Linked DNA regions of Homo sapiens: region 1 is linked to region 2. Evidence: chromatin loops called from intact Hi-C (ENCODE). Cell type or tissue: sigmoid colon. All regions are shown on one strand. Links, peaks and the distances in the headings refer to the core of each region. The heading gives the core; the rest is flanking DNA. Region 1 overlaps PLD4 (phospholipase D family member 4). Region 2 overlaps LOC124903398 (a long non-coding RNA gene).

What was found. A loop is a pair of places that touch in the nucleus more often than their neighbours do. Peaks named below come from ENCODE experiments on the same cell type or tissue, not always from the same donor. Only the 100,000 strongest peaks of a DNase experiment are listed, where the experiment ranks them.
Region 1: it touches region 2 in a loop (10-fold over the local background); 19 of 110 quality-filtered maps call a loop at or near these places.

What each region holds. Positions count from the first base shown.
Region 1 is chr14:104,930,328-104,940,554 of GRCh38, forward strand. It overlaps PLD4 (phospholipase D family member 4), which reads left to right. Exons shown (of 11, transcript NM_138790.5): 7 at 415-615; 8 at 1,421-1,560; 9 at 1,685-1,850; 10 at 1,932-2,028; 11 at 2,438-2,909. The coding sequence ends at 2,637. It overlaps AHNAK2 (AHNAK nucleoprotein 2), which reads right to left. Exons shown (of 7, transcript NM_138420.4): 7 at 6,926-10,227. The coding sequence ends at 7,736. Among named protein-coding and RNA genes, the nearest start is that of PLD4, 11 kb to the left of the region's middle. RefSeq lists enhancers at 1,977-2,875, 9,168-9,668 and a silencer at 2,880-3,339. In sigmoid colon, for the core only: a CTCF peak has its summit at 3,231 (motif pointing right); DNase peaks (open chromatin) are centred at 1,704, 1,764, 2,584, 3,184 and 3 weaker places; H3K4me3 peaks cover 2,030 bases.
Region 2 is chr14:105,037,002-105,048,940 of GRCh38, forward strand. All of the region lies in intron 1 of LOC124903398 (a long non-coding RNA gene), which reads left to right. Among named protein-coding and RNA genes, the nearest start is that of CDCA4, 22 kb to the left of the region's middle. RefSeq lists a silencer at 8,690-8,949 and an enhancer at 10,485-10,584. In sigmoid colon, for the core only: CTCF peaks have their summits at 8,893 (motif pointing left) and 9,094; DNase peaks (open chromatin) are centred at 8,900, 9,243 and 10,556; H3K27ac peaks cover 277 bases.

The DNA of each region.
Region 1 (10,227 bases), core at 154-8,153, 110 kb before region 2:
TTCAAGTCACATTACCCAGGGAAGCATGGAGATTACAAAATACAAGCCTTTTTAGGAAAAGCAATGCATGAAAAACGTGTCAGAATGGTCATGGCAAAGGCAACCATGGTTATCACTTGACAGTGGGATTAAGAATGATCCCATTCTTAATGGCTTGATGCATTTTCTATTGTTTTTGTAATAAACGTGTATTGCTTTGATCATTGGAATACAATGTTCAAAAACACAGGCACCCGCTGGGCACTCCTCCCACCAGCACACTCTATTACAGATTCCTACAGGCAATGCTTCCCGCAAGTGGGGACCAGTCGGGCAGGGACTGCACCTGCCCCAACATCCCTGGCCTGGGTGGAGTGGGGTGGAGGCCCCACAGAGGGGTTTTTCTCCCACAGCGCCTGACTTTGGTCCCTGCAGGTGAAGGAGCTTGGCGCTGTCATCTATAACTGCAGCCACCTGGCCCAAGACCTGGAGAAGACCTTCCAGACCTACTGGGTACTGGGGGTGCCCAAGGCTGTCCTCCCCAAAACCTGGCCTCAGAACTTCTCATCTCACTTCAACCGTTTCCAGCCCTTCCACGGCCTCTTTGATGGGGTGCCCACCACTGCCTACTTCTCAGTAAGACGGGTTGAGAAGGAGCCCATCAGAGGCCCCTGTTCTCCCCTGGCTGGCCAGACCCACAGGGAGCCCTCTGGGCTGGCCCTGCAGACACCAGCAGCATCAGCTGGGTCCTCAGGCAGCCAGCACCATGGGTGGGGCTGTGGCCCTGGGGTGAGCAGCAAGCAGGCTGGCATCAGTAGGCTCTGGGCTGTGCCTGGAGGCAGGCTTAGCTCCAGGAGGACAGCTGGTCAGCACCATCCCTGGGAAACAGGCCGCCTGGGAGGTGGTGGGAGGACCTGGGGCCCTGGGAGTCTCCAGACTGCTGGGCGAGGCCAAGGGGCTTAGCTGGGCACTGGAGAGGGAGGGGAACCCCACTTGCTCTGCGGGGAAGGAAGGGAAGAGTGAGGGGTGGGCAGATCCTCCTTTATCAGCCCACGGGGGTGGGGGTGGACAGCCCTCCAGCCAGCCGAGGGACTGGTCTGTAGTAGAGGCTGTATCAGAACAAGGGAAGCCTCCCTAGATGGGGGTGGGGGTGGCACCCTGAAGGGAGTGGATAAACTTCCCTGTGGCCAGGAACTGTTTCTGGGACGTCAATCCAGCCTGGAGCCCAGGGCAGTCCAGCTGCTTCCCCACTCTCTCCGCCAGGCCTCAGAGCCAGTCCCCAGGACCCCTGTTGAGCCGACCCCTTCTTTCCTCATATTTCCAGGCACCTGGGCCCCCTCCCTCCACACCACATGGGGCCTCTTAGGTGGTGCATGGTGGGGTCACAAGTTCAGAATGGGCTGGGCTGGCAGAGCCTTCAGGGATTTCTCTCCCGTCACAGGCGTCGCCACCAGCACTCTGTCCCCAGGGCCGCACCCGGGACCTGGAGGCGCTGCTGGCGGTGATGGGGAGCGCCCAGGAGTTCATCTATGCCTCCGTGATGGAGTATTTCCCCACCACGCGCTTCAGCCACCCCCCGAGGTAGGTCTGAGTGGGAGGTGGGCGGCCTGCTCTGCTGACGGGCAGCTCCTGGGCACGTCCCCTCCTGCTGGGACCCCTATCGGGCCCGGCTTGTAAGCAGAGCCCCGTCCCTCCCCACCCCAAGGTACTGGCCGGTGCTGGACAACGCGCTGCGGGCGGCAGCCTTCGGCAAGGGCGTGCGCGTGCGCCTGCTGGTCGGCTGCGGACTCAACACGGACCCCACCATGTTCCCCTACCTGCGGTCCCTGCAGGCGCTCAGCAACCCCGCGGCCAACGTCTCTGTGGACGTGGTGAGGGCGTGCTCCCGGCCGGGCGTGGGAAAGGCGGCCCTCCTGCCGCCCTTCCTGACGCGCTGCCTCTGCTCCCCTAAGAAAGTCTTCATCGTGCCGGTGGGGAACCATTCCAACATCCCATTCAGCAGGGTGAACCACAGCAAGTTCATGGTCACGGAGAAGGCAGCCTACATAGGTGAGCGCGATCAGATCACGGCGGGCGGGCCCCAGGGTGGCCAGGCACGGGCGAGGGAGGCACTGGCTTTGTGACCGGCGTGGACACCTCAGGAGGGAGGGGCTGCTGCTGAAGGGGGACGGGGTCTCCATGGAGTTCCGGGGACCAGGCCACCCGCCTGTCACCTGGCCCCACAGGGCCCCAGAACACTGAGTCAGGACGCCTGTCCCCAAGTGATGAAGGTGGAGTTCTACCGCGACCAGCTGTCCCTCCCGCACCTAAGCGAGGGGCTTCCCCGGCTGGAGTCTGATGACAGTGGAGGGGCCAGCTGCCAACCGTCCCCAAACCCGTAGCCGGGCCTGGCGCTGAGCGGGCTGCAGAGGGGCCTGTGGGAGCCGGCGCCCCAGTGTCTCCTCCATCCTCCCCGCAGGCACCTCCAACTGGTCGGAGGATTACTTCAGCAGCACGGCGGGGGTGGGCTTGGTGGTCACCCAGAGCCCTGGCGCGCAGCCCGCGGGGGCCACGGTGCAGGAGCAGCTGCGGCAGCTCTTTGAGCGGGACTGGAGTTCGCGCTACGCCGTCGGCCTGGACGGACAGGCTCCGGGCCAGGACTGCGTTTGGCAGGGCTGAGGGGGGCCTCTTTTTCTCTCGGCGACCCCGCCCCGCACGCGCCCTCCCCTCTGACCCCGGCCTGGGCTTCAGCCGCTTCCTCCCGCAAGCAGCCCGGGTCCGCACTGCGCCAGGAGCCGCCTGCGACCGCCCGGGCGTCGCAAACCGCCCGCCTGCTCTCTGATTTCCGAGTCCAGCCCCCCCTGAGCCCCACCTCCTCCAGGGAGCCCTCCAGGAAGCCCCTTCCCTGACTCCTGGCCCACAGGCCAGGCCTAAAAAAAACTCGTGGCTTCCCGGTGCCTCTGTGTGAGTCCCGCGCGGGCGGCCCTTCATCCTCTTGCCAAGGGCCCGCCTCTATGCGCCCGCCCCTGCGAAACTGCGCCGCGCGACCGCCGTGGCAGCGCCTCAGCTAGCCCCGGGTCCGCGAGAACCTGGGGCGGGGCGGGGCGGGGACCAGACGGGCCTCCCAGGCGGAGCGAACCCTCCACCTCCCACCCCGCGCCGGGCTGCCGCGCTCCGGAACCCAAATTCCCGCCCCGAGGCTGCCGGGGGAAGCGAGAGGCGCGGAGCCCACGCCCGGGACTCCAGCGGAGGAAACGCAGACCAAGGCGCAGCGCCGCGCACCCACCGCCAGGGGGCAGCTCCTACGGCGCCGGACAGGGGCGGCGCGGGAGGGGAGCGGGGCTGAGGGGACCGGGAGGGCGGGAGGGGACCTGCGACTGAGGGGACAGGGAGGGCGGGAGGCGACCCGCGGCTGAGTGAGGGAAGGGCGGGAGGGGACCCGCGGCTGAGGGGACCGGGAGGGCGGGAGGCGACCCGCGGCTGAGTGAGGGGAGGGTGGGAGGGGACCCGCGGCTGAGGGGACAGGGAGGGCGGGAGGGGACCCGCGGCTGAGGGGACCGGGAGGGCGGGAGGCGACCCGGGGCTGAGTGAGGGGAGGGCGGGAGGGGAGCGGGGCTGAGGGGACCGGGAGGGCGGGAGGGGACCTGCGACTGAGGGGACGGGGAGGATGTGAGGCGATCCGGGGCTGAGTGAGGGGAGGGTGGGAGGGGACCCGCGGCTGAGGGGACGGGGAGGGCGGGAGGGGACCCGCGGCTGAGGGGACGGGGAGGGCGGGAGGCGACCCGGGGCTGAGGGGACGGGGAGGGCGGGAGGGGACCCGCGGCTGAGGGGACAGGTCCTGCGTGCGGGCTGGGGAGACAGGCGGGCGAGGGTAGGGGTGCACAAGGCTGTGTGGTTTGTGGGCTGTTGTGCAGGGTGGGTCCAAGCATGTGGGGGCAGGCTTGTCCTGGGGATGCAGTGCCCAGGGTTGGTGGATGGGGCTGAGAGGACCAGCATTTGAGCTGGAGGGCAGGAAGGTGACTCCAGTCTGAGACCAGGACTTGGATGCAGCTCCACTGGAACTCACCCTATCCTGGGAGCCACCTGGGCACCTGTCCTGCAGATGCAGGATTTGAACCCAGGTTTGGCAACTCAGTTCCCACTCTTCTGCTATGAATGCTGGGTCAGAAGGATTCTCAAAACACCCTGGCTTATCTCACCTGATGGTTCCTGACCAAGACCACAGGGTACCCTCCCCTGGTGGAGGTCCATGGGGCCATGCTAGGCTGGAGTTCAGGGATGGCTCAGCGGTATGAAGGAGCACTGGATGCTGAATGGACCCCAGGGTGCCCCGAATGCTCTCCCGGTCTTGAGGCACCACTTTCCTACCCTTCTCTACTTCTCTCCTTTTCCTACCCTTCTCTACTTTTTTCTTTCCTACATTTGTGTCCCTGCCACACTGTGAACTCAGCCATATCTTCCTCTTCCCTCTTTGCTTTGGGGAAAGCTAGCAAAGTTCATCTCAGGTACAGTACAAGTTACTTTTCTGTTCGATTAGTGACCTCATACTTCCCCCATCTAAAGGACACCTTAGACTTCAGCATTCTGTCTGTGCAGAAATCTCCTACACCCATCCTGCCTCCCTGCCCAAGCTTGTGAAAAGCTTGCTGCAGATGCTGCAGGGGGATAGGGATCCACATAGCCCTGCAAGGCCTTCAGGAGCTTCTGGGGGCTGCTTTGTGTGTGAGCTGCACTTGGCCAAGCCAAGCTCTGGCAGTTGCAGTGGCTGCTCCCTGTGGCTTCCTATCCCTCATTCATGCTCCATATCTCCTCAGTAACCATCTGGCAAAAAGCTTCGTGGCAACACCTGGCTCAGAAGCCGATATCATCCCAGACTAAGCTCTGCCCTCCAGGGTTGCACGTGTGGGTTTGCTCCCTGGTTCTTGGCCTTATACCTGAATGTGTCTCAGAGCACTTGGCCTGCTCTCTTGGCCTGCCAACTATGTTCTAGGAGGGCTCTGTGCTCCAGGCTGTGATTTGGACAACTGGCTGGTGGCCCTCAGCCAGTGAAAGGCCTCTTTCCACACACCTGGGGACTGGCAGTCACACCTCAGTGGCACTGACAGAGGCCTGCTTCAAGGCAGATGCCTATTCCAAAGGAAATCCAGCTTGACAAGGCTTGGGAGACCCCAGGAGGGTGCCACAATGTGGCCCCTTCTGGGCTATAGCAGACAGACTCTAGAATGGCTCCCTTGACCCCCACCTGCTGGTATGCATGCCCTTGTGTGATCTCACCTTGAGTGTGTGCAGGACCTGTGCCTTGTTGTAACCAATAGAATACAGAGGTAAGGGGATGTCACTCCTGTGACACCTTGTGATCATGTGACATAAGATTATAACATTATCAAGGAATAGCAGTCTATCCCTTGCTAGCTTTAAAAAGTGAGCTGCTAGGCTATGAGCTGTCCTATGAAGAGGCCCATGTAGCAGGGTACTGGGGTTGCCTCCAGCCCCCAACTAGCAAGAAACTGGGGCCCTCAATCATCCCATCCACAAGGAGTTGAGTGTGGCTAGCAACAACGTGAGCTTCAGAAGTGGCTGCTTTCCTGGTCATACCTGAAGGGGAGACCACAGCCCCAGCTGACATCTTGATTGTAGCCTAATGGGACCTTGAGCAGAGAACCCAACAAAGCCACACTTGGGCTCCTGATCCACAGAAACTGGGAGATCATAAATGTGTGTTGTTTTAAGTTGCTAATTTGTAGTGATGTTCTTATGCAGCATAGATAACTCATACACAGAGAACCAAGGCCACGCGAGAACCCTGTGGGGGCCCCTGCTGCTCAGCCACTCCTCACATGCTGGGACAGCTGTCTCTCTGGCCTCTAGCACCAAGGTCCCCACTATCCCAGGCCTTGACTCTTGGATCAGAGAGGGACAAAAGCCCCATGGAGCCAAGCAGACTCCTCCCCCTGGGCTGCACTCACCTAGCTTGTCTGGCACACACAAGTTGGAGTAGAGAAGGCAGGAAGCCCTGGGAAGGGAGAGGGTGATGGCCTTGCTTAACTGGGATGAGTGTCCACCAAATTTCCCTTCCCACTTCCCCTGCTCATGAGCCCCCAGGGGACCTGTGTCAGTTCACTTTCTAGAGGCTTCTATGTGCCCTAACTTGGATGACACCCACGGGCCTCCCCAACTCAGCACAGGGAACATATGCCCATGGTGGCATGGGGAAAGAACCCAGCCTCTCCCCTGCCCAGGCTCCTGCACCCCATAGCTGTCACCCCTCTGGAACCTCTCAGGGCAGCACGAGTGGTAGCCTCGGAGTGGCCTTCACCCTCCAGGCACTGCGGTCCTCCAGATTGGCTCACAGCCCAGCTCTTGCTCCCATATCCACAGCCATGAGAGCAGCCACCTCCCCAGGGGGCCATAAGCGCTTCTCACCAGGAGCCCACCTAGGCCAGGAGGGAGCTGGGGGCAAGTTCCAACTGCCCCCTTGAACACTGCATACCCATGAATCTGGCAGGGGCATCTGGGAAGAGATTTGACCACTGAAAGACTGTAGGGAAACCCTTGAACCTCAATCCGCTACGCCACGTGGATTTGCTTCCTGTGGGCTGCCCAAGAGCGCCTCTGTGGTGAAGGAAGCTTCTGAGGATGGGCCACTAAAGATGGCCAAGGTCACCTTTCTGTGCTGTCCCCACTCTGCACTCCATCTCCCATCCCACACTGCCTCCAGCTGGAGGGAGGGAGGGAGGGTTGTACGTCTGTGTCCCTGCCACACTGTGAACTCAGCCCTATCTTCCTTGTCTTCCTCACAGCCTCTGGCTCAGAGGAGGACCTGGACAAATGGATGATAGGTAGGCAACCACCCAAATGTTCCTCATTGACTGTTCTCTAGAGCTGCTTAGTAGAGACCAGGAGTGTGTGGGAGGAAAGCCCTGGTAAACTTCGACCCTGAGACAGAAGACCTCAGCAGCCTTCAGCATGGGATGCAGCACTTTCTTTATTGCCCATCCAGGGAACAGCCAAGCCAGCTCCATCTGCATTCTGGCTGCAGCGTGTACATTAGGGGACTCAGGGGCCACAGTGTGGGACCGTGCACACTGGCAAGGCACTGGCGGATGCTGGCAGGCCAGTGGACATGGATAGATGAGAATGACAACTCACAGATGTCCTAGCTTCTGCTGGCCCAGCTGCCAGCCACTGGCCATCACCCTTTTGCCCAGCATGTGTGCATTGTCACCCAAAACATCTTGAAACTTGCCATTAGTGAGGCATTCAACAAAGAAGTAAGCTAAGTGAGTAGGAAACAGTGTTTCCTGGAATATACCGCACTCTGCCTGAAATAGGAAAACTATGTTTGCCGGGAAGCAGCAGCAGCAGGAAAGAAGTTATACCAAAAACGACTTGTACACCACAGACATTATAACCCTTTCCTCAAAGAAACAGTCATGTTCTGTTGGGTATTATGGACAGGTCTCTGGAAATTTATCTAATAAAGACCAACAAACTTCCCCAGCAGTGCCTCTGAGTACCGTGTGAATTCTGGTGTCTTGTGGAAGTCAGGGTGCCTTCTTTGCATCCAAAGCTTTGAGGGAGCTGGGAAGCTTTGGTTCCATTTTAGGAGGGCTGTGTGATGGTGACAAAGGTGTTCTGGTCATTTCTGCTCTGTTCTCCGTTCTGTGAAGTGAGGTGGATGTAATGTGCTGTGGGATGGGGTGCTCCATATGTGTGTGTAGCCTTTACTTTCCAACTTAGTTTTTTGCATCTCTCTTGTACTGATGAGCCATACCTCTCAGCCTTCATTTGGTCCCAGGCCTGACCCTTTGCTTTCATCGTCAGCTTTTCTGTCCTGCTCGGGCAGGATTAACTCTGTTCTTGCCGCGGATGTCACCATCACTCTGGAGTCCAGCCCAGTGCCCACAGGCCCGATCAGTTCACCCTCTTCCTTCTCTTCAGGGGAGAAACTTTCTCGGGCATCAAAAAACGTGATTGTTTCTTCTTGAAGTTTTTGTTCTTCCAGCTCTGCCCCATCTTCGGTGCTTTTGCTTTTCTTGGTAGGAGATGAGGAGAACCCTAATTTGGGAAATCGGAACCAGCCTGCCTTCTCCTGTTTTTTAGGCAGTTCTGCCTCTGGTCGTGCCTCAGGCTGTGTTTGAATGGGAGCAGATCTCTGGACGTCATTTTTGGAATCAACACCTGTCTCATCAACAGAAGAGGAAAACCCAATGTTTGGAAGCCAAAACCAGAGCAGACCAGATTTTTTACTTTCTGGTTTGTCTTTTGGAGCCCTGCCTTCATCTGCCAGTGGTGTGGTTGCCTCTTGGCTATCATCAGGGGGAAACTCAAGAATTTCTGCTGGCTCCTCATCTGAACAGCTGTCTGCAAGCTGGTGGCCAGAAGGAACTTCAAATGTGAGTGTTTGCTGTCCCAGTACATTGACGCTGGAAGAGATCATCTCAAATGGTTCTCCAGTGTCAGGCTGGAGATCTCCAGAAATGGAGTCTACTCCTGGGGTGGCTTGTATGGGAGCCTCTTCTGTGCCCTCCTGAGTCCTAGAGTGTTGAGTCATTGTTGTGTACACTCTAGCCTGCGTGTGGGGCTCTGGGATTTTCACTTTTAATAAGGAAAATCCGTACGAAGGTGTTTGAATCTCTGACGTGGGGATCTCTGATTCCCGCACAATCTGAGTGGAAAAAGTCCTGGGTACTGAGAGATCTACAAACTCTGGTGTCACTATGCTGTGTATAGTGACCTCTTGACTTTCAACCTGAGCACCCTGAATATGCACTCTGACCTTTGAAATTGGGGGAGCTTCCAAAGGCAGGTTAAGGTCCACAGGCTGCTCCCCAGGGACCCCAGCACCTGCCTTCAGGATGCTGGCTCCCCAGAGCCCCGGACTTTCCTTACAAAGGGCTGTATCAATATTGGCCTCTGGACACTGCACTTCCCTCACAGTGGGGATGAACACATCATCCTCTGAGCTGGGGGCAGGGAAGGAGAACCTTGGTACCATTAATTTGGGGAATTTGACAGTTAGGACAGAATCTTCCCACAGTTGATCCACATTAACCACAGAAATCTGGGATGGCATATCAGTACTTGAAGCTTTCAATTTAAGTGGACCTTCAGGCTGGGAAGACCATTTCTCTGTTTTATCCTCCATGCTGGCAAGGTCATGTCCTGGCTTGGAAAGAGGAGTCTCATCTATTTCTCCTGGAAGAACCTGGGTTTCTGGAAGCCTCATGCCAGGCATCTGAAAAGGGAGAGGTCCTTTGGATGGATGGATCCTGACCTCAGAAGTGGAAAGCTCATCCCCAGTCATCCCAGCAGTGGAGAGGTGCAGCTTCAAGCCTGTGCTGTCAAGATCACACCTTAGAATATCTGTGGATGATTTGCTCTCAGAAGCTGTCACTTCTGCATCTGCCTCTGGGAGCTGTAGGGACATAGCTGCCTCCACGTTTGACCCAGAAACAAGGAACTCTTTGACTTTAGCTGCTGCTTCACCCCCTGTTGCTGCCGGTGCCTGTGTCTGAGCCACTTCCAGCTTTCCAGCCCCGCCTCTGTCCCTGAAAGAGCGCCTAAGGCTGGGCATGCGGAACTTGGGCATTTTAAACCAGCTTTCCTGCGAGTACTTGGTCATGGCTTCCTCCTCTGGGCTTTCCACTGTGAGGACTTCAGCATCTGGTTTTCTACAGGATGGCTGGAGGGGATCTTCAGGTGTGGGGGCTATCCCCTCCCCACAAGGCTGGCTCACTGGGACATCCCCGAGCCCACATCCTCTGCTGTCACCTTCGGTAGACAGATCATGTTTGGGAAGAGGCAGGTCAGCTTCAGGCTGGCTCACCTCCACCTTGGCCTTGGAGGATCTGAGATCAGGTTTGGCAAAGCCCAAACTGGGAATGTGGACCTGTGGCCGGTGGAGGTTCACACCCTCACTTCCTGTGGCACTTGCTGTTGCACCAAGTCCTCCCCTACCACCGTCACTGCTGGCCTTTTCTGTGTCTTGAAAGCTACCCCCTGCTGTGGCACTAGAAAGGGAAGGATCCACGTCTCTCTGTGGCAGGCTGACCCCACTCTTAGAAGCCTTCATTTTGGGAAGTGCAAGTTTTGGCATGGCAAAGCCAGGCTTTGTGCTCCTCCCCTTCTCTCCATCCCTCTCAGGAGGCAGATCCATGTGGATGGCAGACTGCGGGGCCACTTCATCCTTGTCTAAAACCAGGCTGAGTTTTGAGTCCTCCACGCTGCATTCTGGGTCCACCTTTGGCCCTGTTTCCTTCTTCGGGG
Region 2 (11,939 bases), core at 3,940-11,939:
GCATGATGGCGGGTGCCTGTAATCACAGCTACTCGGGAGGCTGAGGCAGGAGAACTGCTTGAACCCGGGAGGCAGAGGTTGCAGTGAGCTGAGATCGTGCCACTGCCCTCCAGCAGCTTGGGCAATAGAGTGAGACTCCATCTCAAAAAAAAAAAAAAAAAAAAAAGGCTGGGCACGGTGGCTCATACCTGTAATCCAGCACTTTGAGAGGCTGAGGTGGGCATTATCACCTGAGGTCAGGAGTTTGAGACCAGCCTGACCAACATGGTGAAACTCCGTTTCTACTAAAAATACAAAATTAGCCAGGCGTGGTGGCACATGCCTGTAATCCTAGCTATTTGGGATGCTGAGGCAGGAGAATTGCTTGAACCTGGGAGACAGGTTGCAGTGAGCTGAGATCGCACCATTGCACTCCAGCCTAGGCAACAAGGAGCAAAATTACGTCTCAAAAAAAAAAAGAAAAGAAAAAAGAAAGAAAAATAAAGAGGCATTTTTAGTATTAAAAAAAAAGTTGGCTCGGTGCAGTGGCTTATGCCTGTAATCCTTTTTAGCACTTTGGGAGGCCGAGGCAGGTGGATCACCTGAGGTCAAGAGTTCAAGACCAGCCTGGCCAACATGGTGAAATGCCGTCTCTACAAAAATATAAAAATTAGCCAGGCACAATGGCACATGCCTGTAATCCCAGCTACTCAGGAGGCTGAGGCAGGAGAATTGCTTGAACCCAGGAGGCAGAGGTTGCAATGAGTCGAGATCATGCCACTGCACTCCAGCCTGTGTGACAGAGCAAGACTCTGTCTCAAAAAAAAAAAAATGCTTAGAGAAAAATAATTTTATATGAGAAAGAATCTTGTTTGGTGAATTTTTGTCCTAGAATAAAATGACTGGTTGTTCATGAAAGAGGGATGTTCAGGACAAACCAGAAAGTCCAAACGTCATGAATGGTCTGTGTAAATCATAAGAAGAGGATTTATGGAAAAAACTTTTATAGTTGTCATAATTAAAGGGAAATTGTTTATAATGGTCTTTCTAGAGATTAGGTTTTGATATTTAAAAACTTCCTAAAAAGTTGGTTTGAACAATGAAATTTTCCTAAGGTATTGCTTTACTCTTAATAAAGTTACACAACATTATTATTTTTGTATGCAAAGTTCAACTTCATTGCACCTCTCTGTTTTCCGCTTTCTCTCCCCTTTTAATAGGCCTGAAAGAATAACTCTGTCCTTCAACTAGTGTTTAACTCTTGTAAGTTTTTTATTCTTCAGCTTCTGTTTATTGTGACCTGATGCTAGAAAATGTTTTGTTTTAGAGTTCTAAAGGACGCGTTTCCTTCCAACATAACGTTCTGTGCTCTTGCTTTAAATTGTTCTATGGATCCAAAAATTTTCGCTTATGACCCAGGAAACACTCTTCCTATTGTGGAATGAGACCACCACTTCTCCTGTTGTCCTTCCCAGCTTCTCCCCCACCTCCCCTTTTCCCTAGTTTATAAGACAAGAGAAAAGGGAGAAAGCAAAAAGTTGGAAAGAAACAGAAGTAAGATAAATAGCTAGATGACCTTGGCGCCACCACCTGGCCCTCGTGGTTAAAATAATAATAATAATAATAATAATAATAATAATAATAATAATAATAATGTTAACCCCTGACCAAAACTACTGGTGTTATCTGTAAATTCCAGACATTGTATGAGAAAGCAATGTAAAACTTTTTGTTCTGTGAGCTGATGTATGTAGCCCCCAGTCACGTTCCTCACGCTTACTTGATCTACCATGACCTTTTCACGTGGACCTCTTAGAGTTGTAAGCCCTTAAAAGGGCTAGGAATTTCTTTTTCCGGGAGCTCGGCTCTTGAGACGTGAGTCTGCCGACGCTCCCAGCTGAATAAAAACCTCTTCCTTCTTTAATCCGGTGTCTGAGGAGTTTTGTCTGCGACTTGTCCTGCTACACTATGTGTAACTAATTCAAGTACCTTGTCATCAGTTCTGCCTTGCCGGTGATCTAAATGGACTCCCCGCAGGGAACAGCACTCATACTGCAGAAGGTCTTTTCTTTTGCCTTTGGGTAACTGGCTTTTTACACTTTATTGAAATAATTCCTAAGTTGTGATTTGCTTAGAAAAATTGAGATTAAAATGTTTTTAAATTAAAGTTATTACATCTGTGTAATTTTCTGTACGTGCTTTTAAAATCCTTATGCCATTAAGTTACAGGGCTTTGACTCCTGGGTCTAAAAAGGACACCAAGTCCTGCTAATTTTTTTTTTTTTTTTTTTTTTTTTTTTTTTTTGAGACAGAGTCTCGCTCTGTCACCCAGGCTGGAGTGCAGTGGTGCGATCTCAGCTCACTGCAACCTCTGCCTCCTGGGTTCAAGCGATTCTCCTGCCTCAGCTTCCCAAGTAGCTGGGATTACAGGTTTGCACCACCACGCCTGGCTATTTTGTATTTTTAGTAGAGACAGGGTTTCACCATGTTGGCCAGGCTGGTGTGGAACTCTTGACCCCAGGAGTTCCCAACCCACCTCGGCCTCCTAAGGCGTTGGAATTACAGGCATGAGCCACCCCCACTAGCCAAAGTCCTGCTAAATCTTAAACACTGACAGCAGTTAAAGCCTCATCCTCAGACCCGATAGAAGATGCCAGTCAAAATAAACCGCGTTCCTGAGACACAGGCCAGAAATCAAACCAAAACCAGTTAAAACAGTTCAGTTCCTGAAGGCCCAGGGACTATCGCGGAAGAGGCGGGTGTGTGGATTGTAAGGGGTGATTTTGAGAGATAAGTTAACCATTAATGTTGAAGGCACACTGATGTAAGCCCAGCATATGGGCCTCTGTGTCGGATTAACAAGGTTTTCTTGGAGTATTAACCCAGTCCTTAATAAAAGGTTATAAAAGGCTTATGGAAATTGTATTTTATACTCAACATGATTAAAATTGTATAGATTGGGCTAGGTGCAGTGGCTCATGCCTGTAATCCCAGCACTTTGGGAGGACCGAGGTGGGCGGATCACTTGAGGTCAGGAGTTCAAGACCAGCCTGGCCAACATGATGAAACCCCATCTCTACTAAAAATACAAAAAAATTAGCTGGGCGTGGTGGCGTGCAACTGTAATCCCAGCTACTTAGGAGGCTGAGGCAGGAGAATCGCTTGAGCCTAGGAGGGAGAGGTTGCAGTGAGCCAAGATCCCACCACTGCACTCCAGCCTGGGTGACAGAGCGAGACTCCGTCTCAAAAAAAGAAAAGAAAAATTGTATAGATTGTCGTGCACTTGGTTTCTCAAGTCGCCCACCTGGCCCTCTTCCACGTGTGCTTTCCTTCCCTTCATTCCTGTTCCAAAGTTCTTTAATAAACATTCACCCCTGCTCTGAAACTTACCTCAGTTTCTCCTTCTGCTTATGCCCATTGGTCGAATTCTTCTGAGGAGGCAAGAATTGAGGTTGCCACAGACCTGTACGGATTCACTGCCAGTAACTCAGATACCTTTCACCAGTAACATGTCAATGGAAAGAATCAAACTCTGTAAAACATTTGAAGAGATTTATTTTGAGCCAAATATGAGTGACCATGGCCTGTGACACAGCCGTCAGGAGGTCCTGAGAACATGTGCCCAAGGTGGCTGGGGTGCAGCTTGGTTTTATACAATTTAGGGAGACACAGACATCAATCAAACACATTTAAGAAATACATAAGGCCAGCCGGGTGCGGTGGCTCACGCCTGTAATCCCAGCACTTTGGGAGGCCGAGGTGGGCAGATCACAAGGTCAGGAGATCGAGACCATCCTGGCTAACACGGTGAAACCCTGTCTCTACTAAAAATACAAAAATTAGCCGGGCATGGTGGCGGGCGCCTGTAATCCCAGCTACTCGGGAGGCTGAGGTAGGAGAATCGCTTGAACCAGGAAGTCGGAGGTTGCAGTGAGCCGAGACCGTGCCACTGCACTCCAGCCTGGGCAACAGAGCGAGACTCCATCTCAAAAAAGAAAGAAAGAAAGAAATACATAAGGCCGCGCACGGTGGCTCACGCCTGTAATTCCAGCACTTTGGGAGTCCGAGGTGGGTGGATCACCTGAGGTCAGGAGTTCAAGGCCAGCCTGGCCAACATGGTGAAACCCTGTCTCTACAAAAATACAAAAATTAGCTGGGCATGATGGCAGGCGCCTGTAATCCCAGCTACTTGGGAGGCTGAGGCAGGAGAATCGCTTGAACCCGGGAGGCAGAGGTTGCAGTGAGCTGAGATTGCACCACTGCACTCCAGCCTGGGCGACAGAGTGAGACTCTGTCTCAAAAAAAAAAAAAAAAAGAAACAGAAACACATTGGTTTGTTCCAAAAAGGTGGGACAACTCGAAGCAGGGAGTGGGGAGCACCTTCCACGGGTAACACATCACAAGGAATTTCCTTGTGGGCAATTTGTGTGGGAGGTATGTAGCTTTTTAATCTTTGTAGCTGTCTTGTTTACAAATAGGATTGGAGGGAGGTCTGCCTGCCAGCAGTTCCCAGTTTGACTTTTCACTTTGGCTTAGTGATTTTGGGGTCCCCATATTTTCCTTTCATACTAGCAAATACCCCAAAACCTTCCCACACCCCCGTGGCCACAGTTACTTTGCTGTTCTTGGTCTCAAACTCCTGGGGTGCACTCTTTCTCCACCAGTGGTGTGATCATGGCTCACTGCAGCCTCAATCTCCCGGGCTCAATCCATCCTCCCACCTCAGCCTCCCGAGCAGCTGGGACAACAAGCGCACACCACCATGCCCAGCTAATTTTTGTATTTTTGGTAGAGGCAGGATTTTCCTATGTTGCCCAGGCTAGTCTTGAACTCCTGGACTCAGGCGATCTTTTCACTGCAGCTTCCCAAAGTGCTGGGATTACAGTCATGAGTCACCATGCTGGCCTCCTGAGGCCTTTATGTACCTATGGGCTTGCCAGCCGTCCTCCACCCTCCTCTCCTCTCCAAGCCACTGGGGGCCTTGGGCCAAACTTTGTGGGCCCTGCCCTGCCCTGCCCAACCCTTGCACTTGCTCTTCCCACCAGCCCCTCCTCGTGAGCCTCTGTGCATCCCTCCTCTCCGCCCCCTCCCAGTGTTGCAGGGCTCCGGATCCCAGCCCTCACACCGCCCCTCTGTCACCGCCTACTCCCCAGGCGCCTCTCCAGTCCTGGATTAAACGCCATCCACCCTGCACCAAAAGAACCAGGAGGCCACTGCGTGTCAGCCGTGCCCTTATTTTAAGCACCCCAGTTTAGGCCGAATTCTAAGAACATGTGCTCTCCCAGATTCCCCTGCGCCAGCCCCTGGAACTGGTGCCTCTGCGGAGGTGCCACTCCCAAGGTCGGGCGAGTTTACACGGCAGAGTGGAGCTTAACGCTAATTCCCAAGTGGGCCTGACCTAGTCCCGGGAGCCTTGAAAAGAGGACAGTTTTCTGTGGCTGGTGACAGGAGGGGGAGTCAGGGAGGTCCAAGCCTGGGAAGGCTTCAAGGTGCGGATGCTGGTTTGAAGACAGGGCGGGGGGCGTGAGAAGGAACATGAGCACCCCCCAGAAGCAGGGAGCAGCCATCAGTGACACCACAAGGAGGCAGGGACCTCCTCAGTCCCACACCCGGCTTCCCAGCGACAGGAGCGAGCTTGGAAGGGGACCCTGAGCTCCAGACCAGAGCGTGACCAGCTGCCGCCTGACTCCAGCGTAAGCAGAGACCCACAGACTGCAAGCTAAGAAAGGTGGGCTGCTTGAAACCACGCAATTTGTGGTAACAGGAGAGGAAGACCACCAGCTACCTGAGGCTCCTCCGAAGCACTGGGTTCCTCCTGCAGCCTCTTTCTTTCACCTCCACCTCCCATCTGCCCGCCAGCGTCCTCGGCTCCACCTTCACACACATCAGGATCTACCCACCTGCAACCGCCCGCGCTGCTGCCCAGTTCGGAGGCTCACCTGCACCCTTGGGCCGCCTCCAGATGCTTGTAGCTCTTCCTGAGTATCCAGGCACTTCCACGACAGCCAGCGGGCCCTTAAATGCGAGTTGGCTGCATTGGCCTCTGCTCAGGAGTCCCCGGCACAGCCGTCTCAGGTGCTCAGAGGGAACTCCATTGTCGATGCCTGGCTTCCTGGGCTCTTGCTCCCCGTGGATTCTCACCACTTCTCGAGCACCTGAAGTGCTCCCTGCCCTGGGCTTTTGCCCTGCGCCTGACCCAGACCAGCTGCAAGGTTGCTCCCCACTTCCACTGGTCTGGTCTCAAAAGCACCTGCTCAGAGAGGCCATCCATGGCCCTGTCTGCAGCCCACTCAGCCCTTCCCAGCATAGATGACCCTGGCACGTTGTATACTGGTCTTGCTAATCTTCCTAAGAAAGCAGTGACCTGGATACAGTTATTGTCTCCATTTTCCAGATGAGGACAGCGAGGCACAGAGAGGTTGGGTCACTTGTCCAAGGTCCCAGAGAGTAAAGGGCAGTGCTGGGGTCTCAGCTCAGGCCCTGGGGTCCCAATGTCCACACGTGAATCCTCAGCGTCATGCATGTGTCTCCCTCCAGGCAGAGGGCAAATTTGCTTGCTGTCCAAGATAATAAAGATGGCTTCTCCCTCTGGGCAGAAACTGGGCAGGTTTGCTAGCAGTCCTTTAAATGACTGGTGTTTCCTAACCCAGGGTTCCTTAGCTGTGTGTACAGCATCCACCGGAGCCACTCCTCATTGTCCGTGGGGCTGGGGGGCTGGGGGGAATATGAAGCTCGTGCTGCCTGCTGTGCTGTGAGTAACAAAGTCTTTGTCTCAGACCCAGGTGTCTCATGTCTTGCCCATGTTCAGAACACTGGCAGGCTCACTGTTCACTTGCAAACAGAGGGAACTCTCAGACCATTCATTTCTTCCTTTTTCCTACTTCCCCTTTCCCTCCTCCTTGAGGGCCAGCTTTTAACCTGCCAAGGAGCCAAGAAAGAGACGTTGGAGAGGGCTGGGGATTGCACAAATAAGTAAAAGCATCGGGGATGAAGGATTTGAGGACTCTCGTTTCGGAGAAGGGAGTTGCAAATTAGGAAAGTGGTCAGACTGGACCAACTTCTGGCTGGGTGGATTGAAATTGGAGATATCAGTACAAATCCAGTTCCAATATGGATAGCTGGAAATACAGATGTATATCTATGTGTGTGTATATATCTATGTGTGTGTGTATAGGCATATGTATTTTCTACAGATCTGGAAACAGTGAGCACCCCTAGTGCCCAGATCTTGGATTATTATTATTATTATTTTTTGAGATGGAGTTTTGCTCTTGTCGCCCAGGCTGGAGTACAACGGCGCGATCTCGGCTCACTGTAACTTCTGCCTCCTGGGTTCAAGCGATTCTCCTGCCTCAGCCTCCCGAGTAGCTGGGACTACAAGCATGTGCAACCACGCCCAGCTAATTTTTGTATTATTAGTAGAGACGGGGTTTCACCATGTTGGCCGGGCTGGTCTTGAACTCCCGACCTCAGGTGATCCACCCACCTCAGCCTCCCAAAGTGCTGGGATTACAGGTGTGAGCAACTGTGCCCTGCCTTCTCTACCATTTTGTGACACAGAATGAAAGTCCTCACCAGGGCCATGCCCTTGAACTTCTCAGCTTGTAGAACTGTGAGCTAAGTAAACCTCTTTTTTTTCTGATAAATTATGCAGTCTCAAGTAATCTTTTATAGCAAGACAAAATGGACGGAGACCCGCACATACACACATGAGAGAGAAGGGTAAGCCTGACCTCATAGTGGAAACCTCAAATTCTCTCCCCAGAAACGGTGTAATAATTGCTTATTCATTAATGAATGCAAAATGCTTACTAATTAACTTTTCAGTGGGGAATGGCGGCAGACACCATCATACCCAAGCGATGAGGGTTATCATCACCAGCGATGGCCAGATTGGCCCCGTGGGCCTCCGGTAGGTTGCTGTAAGAGGAAAGTCTCACTTCTGAGGGGTTCCTCCTGGAAATGAAGAAGCCACAGGAAACAGGCAAGGCTAGAGCGAGGGCCATCCCACAAAGACCCATAAGACCCACAAAGACTCACTGAGACAGCGGGGAAATTGGCAGGGGCTCTGCGGAGTCGATGGGGACATTGGATCAGTGGTGGCTTCCTGATTTTTCAAGGTTCACTGCAATTACTTGGGAGAGAGTTCGTTTATTTCCAAAATACTCTCTGAGCTGTTTAGGGGAGCAAGCCTGGAGTCTGCAGCTTATTCTCAAATGCCATATAAGCAGGAGCGAGAGAAGGAATAGCGGGGCAATGTTCACAGATGGCGAATCTGCAGGACAGGAATATCCGGGTCTCTTTGCACGGTGTTTGCCACCTTCTGTAAATTGGGATTTTTTTTTTTTTTTTTTTTTTTTTTGAGACGGAGTCTCACTGCAACCTCTGACTTCCTGGTTCAAGCGATTCTCCTGCCTCAGCCTCCCGAGTAGCTGGGATTACAGGCACACGCCACCACGCCCAGCTAATTTTTTTTTGTATTTTTAGTAGAGACGGTGTTTCACCATGTTGGCCAGGATGGTCTCGAACTCCTGACCTCGTGATCTGCCCGCCTCGGTCTCCCAAAGTGCTGGGATTACAGGCGTGAGCCACTGCGCCCAGCCCCAAAATTGGGAATTATTTCAAAATAAAAAGCTGGATAAATGCATACACACAAGGCAGTATCGCGTATTTTCCACGAGTGCCTGTGCAGGCAGGTAAGGATTTAGGAAAGGTCTGGAAGGATGTGCAAAATGTTCCGCCTGCGAAGGTTCCGCGGTGGCGGGGACACTGCTCCGGCTCCGCTCCCGCCCGCCCGAGCGCTCGGATGGGGCCGCCTCTGCACTGCGTGGCCACAGGCGCGGCCCGGCTGCCCACGGGCGCCCTTTGCAGCTGCTGCCCCCTGGCGGCCGCGGGCGGCTACTAGCGGGAAAGCGAAACCCGCCCGGTCCATTCAAGCCCCGCTGCCTGGCGCCCTCTAGGGTCGTTCTTGGGAACGGGCGGACCTTTCGTCAACACTTTGCCTGCAAGATCCCCCATTGGGGGAACCGAGGAGGAAGTTAAAGGAAGATGTGTGTTTTTGAGCGCTGCTTTGTGCCAGGCTCATCTTAGGTGTGGGACGTGTACTATCTGAATTAATACCCCACCAGGCCTGTGGGACAGTCACTGTCACCATTCGCAAATTATGGATGAAGAAAGGAGGTACCAAGTGGTGGTATCACCTGTCCATAGTGAGCTGTCCCTCAGGAGGGTGGCCGCCCCACGCGACCATTCAGTGTGCTCTCATTCACACGTTCATTACCCAAGAGCACTGCTAGCACTGGGGGCTGGCTCACTCCTGCGATCCCAGCACCTTGGGAGGCCAAGGCAGGCAGATTGCTTGAGGCCAGGAGTTCAAGACCAATCTGAGCAACAGTGAGACCCTGTCCCTATAAAAAATGTAAAAATTAGCTGGGCAGCTGGGCATGGTGGCACATGCCTGTGATGCCAGCTACTCAGGAGGCTGAGGTGTGAGGATCGCTTGAACCCAGGAGGCAGAGGCTGCAGTGAGCTGAGATTGCACCACTGCACTCAACTCCAGCCTGGGTGACAAAGCAAGACCCTGTCTCAAAAAAAAAAAAAAAAAAAGGATGGATGTGGTGGCCTATGCCTGTAATCCCTCCCAGCACTCTGGGAGGCTGAGGCAGGCAGATTGCTTGAGTCCAGAAGTTCAAGACCAGCCTGGGCAATGTGGTGAAACCCTGTCCCTAACAAAAAAAAAACCAGCTGGGTGTGGTGGTGCACGCCTGTGGTCCCAGCTATTCAGGGGACCAGGAGGTGGAGGCTGCCGTGAGCTGAGATCATGCCACGGCACTTCAGCCTGGGTGACAGAGCAAGACTCTGTCTCAAAAGAAAAAAAAAGTCCTCCATATGTGGTCCCCCCTCATGCTGTCTCTTCCAGGCATGTCCTCCCACATGCCAGGAGGCTGCAGGGCCACCAGGATGTGACCTCCTTGGGCTGTGCTCCCCTGCCCCAACTCCAGGCAGTAGGATCCCAGAATTCCCAACAAAACTCTCCCTGCCTCCCTGGCCTATGCGGCCTCTCCCTGGGCTGTCGCTGTGAGGCATCCACAGCCCCTGCCATGCCAGGCAGAGTGGGGATGGTCGGAGGGGAGCGGGTGTGGACGGGACACAGGGCCTTCCGGAGAGCCTGAGGTGCTGCTTCTGAACTGCTCCTTCCCCTGGTGTGCAGGTGTCTTCGTCACAGTAGGACCTGGGAGAACAGTTCCATAGGTCCGGGGGCTTCTCTCCAGCTGGCGAGGAGGTGTGTGGTCCTCTCTCCCTGTCACCGTTACTCAGGTAACGACAGGGCAGTGAGCAGAGCAGTGTTGCCCCTCCTGGACCCTGTCTGAAGAGGCAACTGTGGCTAGAGGCTGGAGGGCAGGGCGGCAGGGCATGGTGCTGGAGGCAGGGGTGGCCCTCGGGGCTCCCCTCCTCATTCCCGCCTCCCTGCGTGGGTCACAGCGGCCTTCACTGTGGCCTCCTCACTACCTGGGGTGCCCCAGGAGCACCTCGTGGAGGGAGTGCCTGAGTGAGGTCAAGCGGGGCGGAGGAAGGGGTCGATGGTGAGAGAGACAGTGAGTGAGCCCAGACTCCACACAGGGCGGCCCCTAGCGCTGGCCACCTCAGCAGCTCCCACCAGCAGCACAAGCTGGATGACAGGGCCAGGGCCTGTGGTCAGTGGTCAGTGGCTGATGACAAAGCCATGCTGTGACCCTCTCTCACTGCCAGAGCAGACGCGGGGCGGTGAGCAGCCAGGCAGGCCCGTAACCTCCACCTCCCCAGCTGCGCCCGTCCTGCAGGGACTCAACCTGCTGCCCTCCGCCCACAGCCCTCGAGGGTCTCAGCATTAAGGGCTGGGCTGGGCCTCCCTTCTGGGTGCCTGGTCCCATTTGGGCCTCACCCTGGGCAAGGTCCCCGTAGCTGCCCCTCCCATCAGGTAAGCCCCACCCCCCGAGTTTCACTCTGAGTGGTTTGTCTTTGCATAGAGCTTCCCCACCTGATGGTGACTGCCGTGGGTCCCACAGGTCCGGTGTCCATTTTTAAATTTCACTGCAGACATTGCGCTCAGGCGCCCTCTGAAACCGCCACAGAGGTGTCATCCCCAGGTCCCATCGGGCCTTTGTCTCCTGGCCTCCCCGTGTGCAGTGGTGCAGTGCTAGCTCACTGCAGCCTCCACCTCCCAGGCTCAAATGATCCTCTCACCTCAGCCTCCTAAGCAGCTGGGACTGCAGGTGCCACCTCACCCGGCTATGCCTGGTAACTTTCCTGCCACTGTGACACCAGCCAGTTCAGGCAGTCCCTCGCCTGAGCCAGGTACTCTGCGTGTCTCAGCCTAGCCCTGCTGTCCCTACCGGTGGGTGAGACGGCGCCCGGTCCCCAAGGCTGGGATCTGACGTGGGAGCGAGGCTCTTATTTGTTGCTGTGTGGCAGCAAAAGATGAAAAAGTGGACTCTGGCTTCAGAGCTGTGAGAAAACAGTGGTTTTTTTTTTTTTGAGATGGAGTCTCGCTCTGTCTCCCAGGCTGGAGTGCAGTGGCGCGATCTCGGCTCACTGCAAGTTCTGCCTCCTGGGTTCACGCCATTCTCCTGCCTCAGCCTCCCGAGTAGCTGGGACTACAGGCGCCTGCCACCACGCCCGGCTAATTTTTTGTATTTTTAGTAGAGAAGGGGTTTCACTGTGTTAGCCAGGATGGTCTTGATCTCCTGACCTCGTGATCCGCCCGCCTCGGCCTCCCAAAGTGCTGGGATTACAGGCGTGAGCCACCGCGCCCAGCCTGAGTAAACAGTTTTTGGTTGTGTTTTTTTGTTGTTGCTGTTGTTTTGTTTTTTGAGAAGGAATTTTGCTCTTGTTGCCCAGGCTGGAGTGCAATGGCACGATCGCAGCTCACTGCAACCTCTGCCTCCTGGGTTCAAGCGATTCTCCTGTCTCAGCCTCCGAAG